Linked DNA regions of Homo sapiens: region 1 is linked to region 2. A link is a loop called in an ENCODE intact Hi-C map of the cell type or tissue named here. Cell type or tissue: ovary. All regions are shown on one strand. Each heading gives the region's core, and the rest is flanking DNA. Links, peaks and the distances in the headings are about the cores only. Region 1 has its middle 34 kb from the start of TRI-TAT2-1. Region 2 holds the start of LOC105374568 (a long non-coding RNA gene).

The links. Peaks named below come from ENCODE experiments on the same cell type or tissue, not always from the same donor. Only the 100,000 strongest peaks of a DNase experiment are listed, where the experiment ranks them.
Region 1: a loop joins it to region 2, with 2.5 times the contacts of the local background. A loop is called at or near these places in 36 of 110 quality-filtered maps.

The regions. Positions count from the first base shown.
Region 1 is chr2:42,842,304-42,847,676 of GRCh38, forward strand. No RefSeq gene overlaps it. Among named protein-coding and RNA genes, the nearest start is that of TRI-TAT2-1, 34 kb to the left of the region's middle. In ovary, for the core only: no CTCF peak of the experiment used is centred there; DNase peaks (open chromatin) are centred at 2,795 and 3,114; H3K27ac peaks cover 3,129 bases.
Region 2 is chr2:42,922,817-42,928,189 of GRCh38, forward strand. It overlaps LOC105374568 (a long non-coding RNA gene), which reads right to left and starts at 354. Exons shown (of 3, transcript XR_940014.3): 1 at 1-354. RefSeq lists enhancers at 3,563-4,248, 4,249-4,934. In ovary, for the core only: a CTCF peak has its summit at 2,601; DNase peaks (open chromatin) are centred at 2,115, 2,382 and 2,798; H3K27ac peaks cover 5,000 bases.

The DNA of each region.
Region 1 (5,373 bases), core at 301-5,300, 80 kb before region 2:
TTTTCTAACTAGCTCTTGCCCCTGCTCCCCAAAAAAAGACAATGTAAATCATACAACACAGATTCATAAAATATATATATATATATATATATATATATATATATATCTCACATGTATAATAGTGTCCTCTTCCTTTCAATTTTGCCCTTTGGGGTCTAGGCCCAAGTCCCTGGGTCAAAGCCCTCTGAAGACTCAAGGATGGCAGATCCAGCCCAAAGCAGAAATACATTTCAAAGGCTGGCCTGTTCCTCCTCCTCGCCCACTATGGCGTTTGTCACTTCCTCCCCTGGGAGTATCTGGGGCCCCAGCCTTGGGAAAAGATGAAGCCAGAATTGTTGGATCAAAGTCCCAGCACATAATAAAGGCATCTCCCAGCCCCACCTAAGGACATGATCATGTGTGTTTGCTCACACAAACAGCCGTGGGCTGGCCCACCAGAAACCATCTCTTGTTACAAAGCCAGAATCTTTTCCATCTGTGTTTAAGCTGCAGCCCATGAAATAATGTCCATAAAAGTAAGATTGGAAGTGAACATAGTGAACGCAATAAATTATGGCTACACTGTGTTCTCTCCGGAGGGACGCCCTGGCAAAAGAGCCTTCAATATTTCTTTTTTCTTTTTTTTTCCTCTTTTTTTTTTAAATTATACTTTAAGTTTTAGGGTACATGTGTACAACGTGTAGGTTTGTTACATATGTATACATGTGCCATGTTGGTGTGCTGCACCCATTAACTCATCGTTTACATTAGGTATATCTCCTAATGCTATCCCTCCCCGCTCCCCCCACCCAAGCCTTCAATATTTCTATCTAGCACTGTGTTGTGTGTTTCCTCAGAAAGCATTCCATTTGTGGATGGGAAGAAAGGGCCTAGACGGCTGAGGTTGATCCAGTAGAGCTGTGGTGCTTGGCTGGCTGTCCATGCCTGGCATCTTAATGTCTTTTCCAAAGCAGAGTTGTTCAACTGCAAAGTGTAGCCAGGGGGAGATTGTCTAGGGGAAGATTTGTTGGCCAGTTTCCATTACTACCACCATCTTCCTTCTTGCAGTTCAACCCCACCGCCACATCCCACCACGACCACAGGCATGGATCCAGACACCACCACCAACATCCTCTGCTGATTCCACGTACCTACCATTGCCCAGGCCGTGAAGAAGCGTTTGGGAGGAAGGGAAACCTGAAAGAGTCACAGGACCACAGACCTGAGGGTTTAGAATCTCAAGGGGGGTATAGGCCAGATAAACAAATAAATACAGATAACTTAGAACAAGAAGGAAAGTCATCAGTTAGGTACTGAAAAGTTCTCCCCAAGTTCAAAAGAGGGAGGATGAGTCTTGCTGGAGAAAGTGGCTTTTGAATGGAACTTGGAAGGGTGGCTTGGATCTGGACCTGGAGGAAGAAAAGGCCTTCTCAGAAAAGGGATTGATTAAGGGAAAGCATGAAATTGTAACACATGGGTGAGGATGGAATTCATGGAATTCCTGCACCCTCAGGTACATGAGGAGCAGTGAGGGAAATCAGGCTGGAGGATGGGTGGGATGGGCTGGGGAATGTAATGGGTAAAAGAAAGAGCCATTCAGTCTAGGGATTTGGGTCTTTCATGGGGGAAAGGGGAGGATCAGCTGACAGTTACTGAGCTGAAAGTGGACAGAGCTGGTTCAGGAGCTAATCATTGTAGTGGGATCTTGGGGCCAGGGAACATTCCCCTTTCTACACTCTCTTCCCTAAAAAGATTGGTTCAAAAATCCCACAGAACTCTTGAGTGTTAGCCATTTGCTTTAAATCCTACCATGTCATACCTTGTCCTTTAGGATTATGCATTTGTGATAGAGGAGGGCATGGGAGAATGAAACACGTGTGGCCGTTTCTCTATTACTCAGACCTCAGGGCAAACAAGTACATCGGAACTTTTCTGAAGGGTGGGCTTTGCTTGGGAGAGGTGGAGTGTGAGGGTGCCAGGGCACTTGTTGGGTTGGCGGGCACCCCAGGAAAAAAATGTAGCAAGGACACAATTGTGGGCATGCCCCACTTTTTTTTTGAGATAGGGTCTCGCTGTCACCCAGGCTGGAGTGCAGTGCTCTCAGTGTCACCCAGGCTGTGCAGTGTCACCCAGGCTGGAGTGCAGTGCATGGCTCACTGCAGCCTCCACCTCCTGGGCTCAAGCGATCCTCCCACCTCGGCCTCTGAAAGTGCTGGGATTATAGGAGTGAGCCACCGCACCCGGCCTGCTTTGCCCTTCTTTGAGAGATCAGCTGGATGTGGCTCTGAAGTGTTCAACTCAGAGGAGAGAACTCCAGGACTCAGGGCAAAGGCATCTTCAGGAGCTGATGGGAAGCCCAGGCCCCCTCGTGCCTGAATGGGTGGACAGGGCTGGAACCACCTTTCATGGCTTTTGTCCTGGGTGCTGAGGGTGATGCTGTGCTCACCCCACTTTCCTATGATTCTGATGGGAACCCCTGGGCTGCATCAAAGAGGCATTTCCAAGTTCTTTGCAAAACTTTTCTTGACTTTATTTGACAGCCCAGCCCCCAGTGCAGTGACATTTCCTCTTCTTTCTCTCTGGGCCGGGTGAATGTGAGTTCTCTGTAGTGGGGGAGAAACGGACCAGTTGTCCCATCGGGGCTTAGCATCGACTCTCTTTCTCTGGCAGATGTTTAGGATTTAGAACTTGGATCTCTCCCTTCACCCCACCGAGCACAGAGCGTGAGTCCAAGGAGTTGGGAGCTCTGGGAGAAAAGGGGCTTGTGACCCTGGCCTGCCTTGTTATTCTCTGAGGACAGGCGGGAAGGGCTCTTCTAGTCCATGCTGGCGGCCAGGCCAGCATTTGTGGTAGGCGGTGTTTATGTGAATGCACAAATGTTTATGTGAGATTGCCAACCGGTTATTTATGAGTCTCTCAGCCCTTCCCCAATAAAAGCTGTTTCCTCAATGTTCTGACAGGCCCTGCATCTGTAACTAATGTGTCACTCGCTCAGCTAATGCAGTTCACTTGTGTTTATTTTTGCACAAAAGCAATTTATCCAGTGCGCTGAAAAACAAAACAAAACAAACAAAAAAAAAAACCAGCCCTGTCAGGGGCCTTCTCTTTGGGGCAGGGTGTTTTTCCTCAAAAGAAGCTCCAAACAGCTCACGGAACAGGGCAGGCTTTTGGGATGTGTGCCTGCCTGTGCTTCTGGCATGGGTCCCTTTGTTCGGAGTGTGAGAGCGTGTGTTGAGGGGGTGTCTGGCAGCGTGTCTGCTGTTGTCTCTGAGTGTGTGGATGTGTGTCTTTGGGTGTCCATCAGTCTTTCCTAGCCCGTGTGGCTTTGAGTGTTTGCCTCTGAATGTAAGAATCCACCGGGGTGTGTGTGGCTCATATTTTAAGAGGTTGTTGAAAGCGGGGCTAGATCTAACTTTGCAGTCCCTCTGGTTGAGATAAATCAAAGTTGGGAGAGGGGGTTGTCAGCAGGAAAGGGTCTGGAAGAGGGATCCAGGGAGGAGGAGGGCGAGCGTAAAGGTGAAAAGGAAGGATGCTTGACTTCAGGGCCAAAGGAGCATCAGCTCTGGTGGCCAAGGATGAGAACTATAAAACTGGAGGCAGATTGTCTACATCCCAGGCCCTCCCCACATTGGTGAATTTTCTCCTTCTCACTCGTTTTCCTTTTCCAGCATTGGCAGTGGATCTTTGTTGTGCACAGGATGGACTGTGGCTTGTTTGGGCAGTGAGAAAGGAGGCAGCCTGAGAAGTCATCTTCCCCTGCAGACCCGGGTTTCAGGGAAAAGGAACCAAGAAGTGGGGTGAGGTGGGGAGATGGCAGCAATGTCGGGGGGATCAGGAGTCAGGCTGGGTGCTTGGGGTCAGCCAGAAGGAAAAGAAGGCACCCACTTAAGCTGGGGAAGGGCCTCCACCTCATCCCATAGATTGTCACTGTGACCCTGGCCAGTCACTGACCCAACCTGGGCTGGGCAGGAGGGTCACGGGCTCCATGCAGACCCCTCCCACTGTGGGAACAGCAGCTCCTGCATGCCCGAGTCCAACTGATGTGGAGGCGCCAGCCCCGATGGCAGATGTCTTTCTTTCTTTCTTTCTTTTTTTTGAGACAGGGAGTCTCGCTCTTTCGCCCAGGATGGAGTGCAGTGGCATGATCTCGGCTCACTGCAAGCTCCGCCTCCCAGGTTCACACCATTCTCCTGCCTCAGCCTCCCGAGTAGCTGGGACTACAGGCGCCCACCTCCACGCCCAGCTAATTTTTTTGTATTTTTAGTAGAGACGGGATTTCACCATGTTAGCCAGGATGGTCTCGATCTCCTGACCTCATGATCCACCCACCTCAGCCTCCCAAGGCAGATGTCTTTCTTGTCACACCTAAATGGCCCAGCAGGAGTAATGGCATCTTAGGACAGTGGTTCCCAGCCACATGCCTGAGGGAACTTGGCACTTATTCACTGAGACGTGGCGTCATCTCACAGCCCAGACCAAATCATGGCTGCCTTGTCCCAGTTTGCAGGAAAATATTAAGCTTACTCAATCTTGAGTTTTTCTCCAGTAAGATTTCATTAAATCTTTGGTGGCTGCCAAATGATAAGTATGTCGATATTTGTGTACACATATAGAAACAGACAATTGTGTTTTATCCGAAAGGTTTTTTTCATGGACCTGGGCTGTTGCAACAGTGATTTTGTCAGACATCCATAGCCTGGCTATGAGGCTGAGAGGCTGAGGAGGGCCATCCATCTGGCTCTTGGTTTCTCTGACCAGGTGACATTCATGGTTAACTTCCTGTCTCCCTGTGACCGAGTGAATTGGACTTAGGGGACTGTTGATTTGCTGGCTTGGGTGTGTGTATTTGGGGCCGGGGGAGCTGAAGGATGTCAATCAGTTCTGTGCTCTGGTTTCCAGATACGGACATTCAAGCTGGGCAGTGGCGGGAGGCCTCTGAAAAGTCAGGATTTGTCCTCTTGATCTAACCATCAATGCCTGGTCCGTAAGACAGGCCTCACTGCCCCTGCCTTCAGGGCCCCAGGGGTGTGTGTTTCCTTGGCCCCCACCTCCAGAACCCTCCCTTCCTTCTGCTTCCAGTTTCTTCCTTCTTTCCTGGCACCCTGGGATTTTAAACTCTTCCTTGCAATTGAAGTTGTCCTCAGGCCGGTGGCCTTCCCTGCAGTGAGTGAGCCTCGCAGCCGCTTCTGTCTTGGAAATCTTTGGGACAGGCTCAGGCCCTGGTGCGGGTTGGGAGGCCCAGACATTTAGAAAGCTCAGTGTCTGTGGGTGGGGGAAGAAGGACTGATGGGGGGTGACCATGTGCTCTGAGAAACAGCTTACTTTAGAATCTAAAGAGAAACAAGTTGAGCCCTCACACTGCAAGGACTGAATCCCACACAACCCTCACCGGGC
Region 2 (5,373 bases), core at 228-5,227:
GGGCCAGTGGACTTTGCTCCCTGTGACCTGGGCCCATCCCTTCTCCAGCCCCTTCTCTGGCCTCTCCCCATGCTCAAACTTTCTATCCAGGCCTAGTGAACTGCTGGCATGTCCCAGACCTACTAGGCTCTCCCTTACTCCTTTGCACATGCTGTTCTCTGTGCCTGGCAGGCTTGTTCTGGTCACCCGCTCTCAGACCACCTCTGATCTCTTAGTGAAGTCATTCCTGACATTCCAGTTCCCAGATCATCTCATCCTGTGCTGGGTCTGAGCACGCATCGCCAGCATTGCTTCTTTGACTCTCTCCTAAAAAGTCTAGACAGACTCTGAGGCAGGCACTGCATCTAAGAACCAAGCTCAGCACCTGGAAAATGTCCACAGAATGGAGTGAGTGAATACGTCTAAATGGCATGCATCAGCTGACCCTCTTTTAAGGTCCCATTGGGTATAAGCCTCTGGCACACCCTGTCTACTGGGCATCTGGTCCTTGCATAATCCACATGCAGCCCAACTGTGGAATCTGATTATTTTTTAAGTTTAGGCTGTTTGGGGTACAGCCCAGGGCTGGAATGAAGAAAGGCTCTGAGCATCCCCTTTCCTCTGTCTTGGAGGGATTTTGATGGACAAGGGCAGCCACACATCTGAGTGGGGGCCAAGGCTTCAAGGATTCCAGGCCTGGCTCCGCCTACCCCAGCTACAGAGCCATTCAGTTCTTAATCAAGTCCACAAATATTTATTGAGTGCCTACTGTGTGCTCCCGCCTGTAATCCCAGCAGTTTAGGAGGCCGAGGTGGGAGGATTGCTTGAGCCCAGGAGTTCAAGACCAGCCTGGGCAACAAAGAAAGACCCCATCTCTACAAATAACAACAACAACAAATTAGCTGGGTATGGTGGCACATACATGTACTTCCAGCTACTCATGAGGCTGAGGTGGGAGGATCACCTGAGCCCATGAGGCGAAGGATGTGGTGAGCCATGATCATGTCACTGCACTCCAGCCTGGGTGACAGAGCGAGACCTCATCCCCCTCCCCCCAGAATCCTCATGCGCTGGAGGAGAAACAACAGGGAGGCTAGAATGGGCCGACTACATTTGTTGCCACAGAGCTTCTTGGAGGATCAGTATTTAAGCTGAGACCTGAAAGATGGGAATGAGTCAGCCATTCAGGGATCTGAGGAGAGGGAGAGAGCTCTAAGCAGGAGGCAGCCTGTACAATGGGTTGAGTGATTTTTATCTCTTTCTGAACCTCAGTTTCCCCATTTGTGGTGGGGACCATAATGCTTCCCTTGCCTCCCCACAGGGCCTTGGCAGGGTTCAGAGGAGCCCATGCTAACAAATAGGACATAGCTGTTCAGACTCAGAGGCCATGAGATTCTGTTCCTGTGTTTATGGCAAGATGGCTGCCCCTTCCTGTTCTCCACAGGGAGGCACCACCATATATGTCCTGGTTAAAAAGTAAATCAGGAGCACATGTTGTCAAAGCTTCCTGAGGCTGTGTCATGAGTAAAAAAGAAAAAAAAAAAAAAAAAAAGGTAAAGCAGCCTGGGAGGGTCTCCCTTTGAGGCTTATCAGCCTCCCACTCCTCTGTATGAATATGATAATCAGACTCTATCAGACCAGATTTTTGAGGAAAGACAGAGTGTTGGGATCTGAGACAGATGGATAGAAAACACCACCCAGGGGAAATGGGGGCACCGGGTTTTCCCAGCAGTGAGCCCTTCAAGGGGAACCCCAGGCCTGGTACAATGCCTGGCACAATGCCTGGCACAGAGTGGGGGGTTCCATGCAGCATTGATGACAGGATGAGCCAACGTTCCCACAGCCTCACCAGCAGAAGGGAGACTTCCAGGCAACAAGGGTTCCGAGATCCCAACTCCCTTCCCCTCTCCCCGTCTTTCTTCAATTCTTCTGTCGTCTGCCCCCGCTTTTCTTGCAGGCTTTGGGGGGTATTCATGCTCTCCGTTTCCCAGTGGACAAGTGGCGGGGCCAGGGGGGCTGTGTGTGCGTGTGTGTAGGCACGCGGGCTGTGAGGGGGCTGGGGACAAAGGCCCCGGAGTGAGATTCAGGGCACAGCTGAACTGCCCTGAACTCTCCTTTTTGTTTTCAAGGAAATGCATAATCCAAGAACCACCCACGGCCCTGGCGGCTCTGCTAAGCAGGGCTGGAATGTGCTGCCTTTCCCGTTAGTAATTGTTTTTTCTAGTTAGCCTGTAACCCTTCGCCTGCCATTCCCCTGCTGCAGGGGTGAGGCCCGCAGGGATGGACACCTCGGCTGCCCTCCTGAGATATCCCCGCACTCTCCACCCCACTCCCACAGGGTTCAGGACCTGGTCCTGGCAGCACCCTCCGGACCATCTGCCTTCGTGGCGACTCTTTCCTCACTGAGAGGGGCCAGGGCTGCTGGAGACTGCAGAGTCCTGCATGGGGCCTGCAAATCCTTGTTATGGAGTCTCCGTGTCTGGTTGTAGCCAGGGCTGTGACTGTGAATGGGTGTCAGTGCAAGCTGGTGGAGGAATGTGAGTTTGTGTGGGTGGCTGTGACCTGGGATACTGAGGACTCAGAGAGAGAGAGAGAGAGAGAGAGAGAGAGAGAGAGAGTGTGTGTGGACCCTGTGAACATGGGTACACATCTGTGAAAGCCAGCAAGCATGGTTGTGAATCCAGTTTGTGTGCAAGCAGGTGGTGTGAGTGTGCGTGTGCCTGTCCCGGGAAGGAAAAGCCATGTGCACCTGAGCTGACTCAGCACTTCTCTTTCCTGCCCACCCAGTTGAGCGCCTGAGCCTTTGCTCCAGGGAGGAGGCAATGCCCTCTGCCCCCGTGTTTGTGTTGTTGGCTGCCTCACCCTCACCAGCAGGAGGGGAGCAAATGTGGCGCCCTGGGCCCGGTCCCAGTTAGCTGAGCTGCGTATCTTTAATCCCTAGGGATTAAAAAGGTCACAGGCTCATGCTATTTCCCGACCCCTCCCTGCCAGGTCCTGTCTGGAGCTCTCTGAAGTGGCTATAGCTAAGGCCAGGCCTCTGCTCAGATGGAGGTGGCCTCTGTGGAGTAAGAAGGGGTACTGGGGTGTCGCTTGCTGTACCCTGAATCCCACCTTCTTGCAGCACTGACTGTTGCTGCTTCATCCTTGGTGAGGCCTGACCTGTGGCCTTTAATTCTTAGTGTGAGCTCTACCACCCTGAGCGGTGAGGGGTGCTGGGCTGGCCTCAGCACCTGCATCTCTCAGGGAGGTCTGCCCCTCCAGAAGTCGGGGCTCAGGATCACAGAGGGGCTGGGAAGTCAGGAGGTGGAGACAAAGCCCAAAGTCTCCCGTTGCAGGCTTTGGGGCAGAGGCCAGCCTGTGCCCTGAGCAGCTAGCAGTGCAGCAGTGCCAAGGCCCGGTCCAGTGTGGCTGCTGAACATTTGGTTCAAATCAAAGGCCTTTTCCAGCCAAGAGAGGAATGCTGCCGAGTAGGATTTGGGAACGGGCCCGGCAGGGCAAACACTGCCTTAATTGAGGCCCTTCTAGACTTTTAATTACAAGCAATGTTTTCCCAAGCTTCCTAAATTGACCATGGAGACCTGCTGGTGTTAGTGCCCATGGCAGGGACGAAAAAAAAATCGTCGTTAAAGCTTTTTCAGCAGGTTTATTTTAGCAAATGTTTTGAGGTGGAAAGGCTCACACAAAGTGGAGGCCGGAGTCATTTTTCTCAGAGGGCCAGGCACAGACACGGAGAGATCCACACCCACAGGTGTGATCAGACACACAGGTGGAACACACGCACACAGACGGGCACCTGTTGAGAGAGGCACGTGTACAGGCGGAGGACGTGACCGTGGCGTGGCTGCAGAGGCTGTAAACACCAGGCTGGAAATCCAGCTCAAGCACCTGGAGCGCTTTAGAAAGGCAAACACTGTTGGCTGCCCCTCCCGCCCGCTCCCACCTTCACCTCCTCCCACCCCTCCAGGCTGGCTGGGCCTGGGCCTGCTTCGGAGCCCCTGTGCCCTTCACCAGGCCTGTTTACAAGGCCCAGGACAGCCGCCAAAACCCCAGCTGTGTCCCTGTCCTTGTCTGTCTCCAGCGGACATGACTGACTTGGAAGGAAGGCGTGCCCTTGTCTGTGGAAGAGGACCCGTATTCAGCACCCAGTGGAATCCTCGGGGCACCTTCTGAGGGAAACGTCTATGGCTGTTCAGGGAGCAGCTGGTCCAGGTTACAGATGCAGAAAACAGAGGTGTCCCTGAAAAACAGACGCCCTGGGAGGAAGCTCCCAAAGCACCAGCCCTGCTTGTGCACAAGAATTGCCCGGACTCCAGGACTCCCTCAGAGCCAATCTGGATCCCCAGGCGGGGACCTGTGCCCCGGTTTTCTAGCACTGCTCACCATTGCAGCGTCAGCACTGAAAGCCTGAGCTCAGAACCTGTTTGTTTAATAGTGACTGTTCACTGCTGGGCTCTGGGAGCCCTGACAGCTGGAAAGACAGAGCAGGTGCCCCAACACGGGTGATTTTGGAAGCCCCAGAGGGTCCCTGTCTACTCGCTTTTCCTCTTTCCCTGATGTTTGTGGCCCATGTCTGTGGGCCTGGACACTCAAGCAGCCTCCAGAATCCCTCCCAGTGTTCAACAATGAGCCCAGAAATGGTGCATAGTAGAAATGGGAACAAGTAGGGTGCCTGGAGAGGTAGGGAGGCCAGAGACAATGATGCCTGCGTCACCGTTTTGCCAAGGGTCCCCTTGACTGTGGGCACTGCCCAGACACAGGGAGGCCAGAGGCCAGGAGCAGAGGGAGGCCATTCCCTAGGCCCAGCCCTGCCAGCCAGGGTGAGCCTTGATGGCCGTTACAGGCCGTTGCTATCGTCCCTTATCTGGGGCTCCTGGCTCTTACACCATGTCCCCAACCGCCCCTGGAGTGTGTGTGTGTTGAGGGGGGGCCTGCTGTTCCCTCCCTAAACAGACCGTTACTTGGTTTCCGTTGTTTGGGGAGGGGGTGGGGAGCTGTCTGCTTAATTAATCATTTTAGGCCATCCTGGGAAACTCATTAAGCCACCTCTCAGGGCTGGGAGCAGGAACACAGCCCTCAAAGTTGGAACTTTTTGGTTTGCCATATCCGGGTCTAGTTTTCCTTCCACTCATGTGCACACATGTGCATGAGAGTGTGTGTGTGTGTGTGTGTGTGTGCATGTGTGAGAGAGTGGGAGTACAAGGGAGAGTGCCCTTGTAGCTATGATTCTGTGTGTGTTTGCGTTTCCTAGATTCTGCAAGGAACTTCCCCTGATTCTTCTTAATTACCAGCCTAGAAGAAATTCAAGATGCTTAGAGCAAAGGTCAAACTCCACCTGTTTTCCCTGCACTTCATTTTCTGGCAGTTCCCACAATAGTACAGATAAGTAAAAGATTA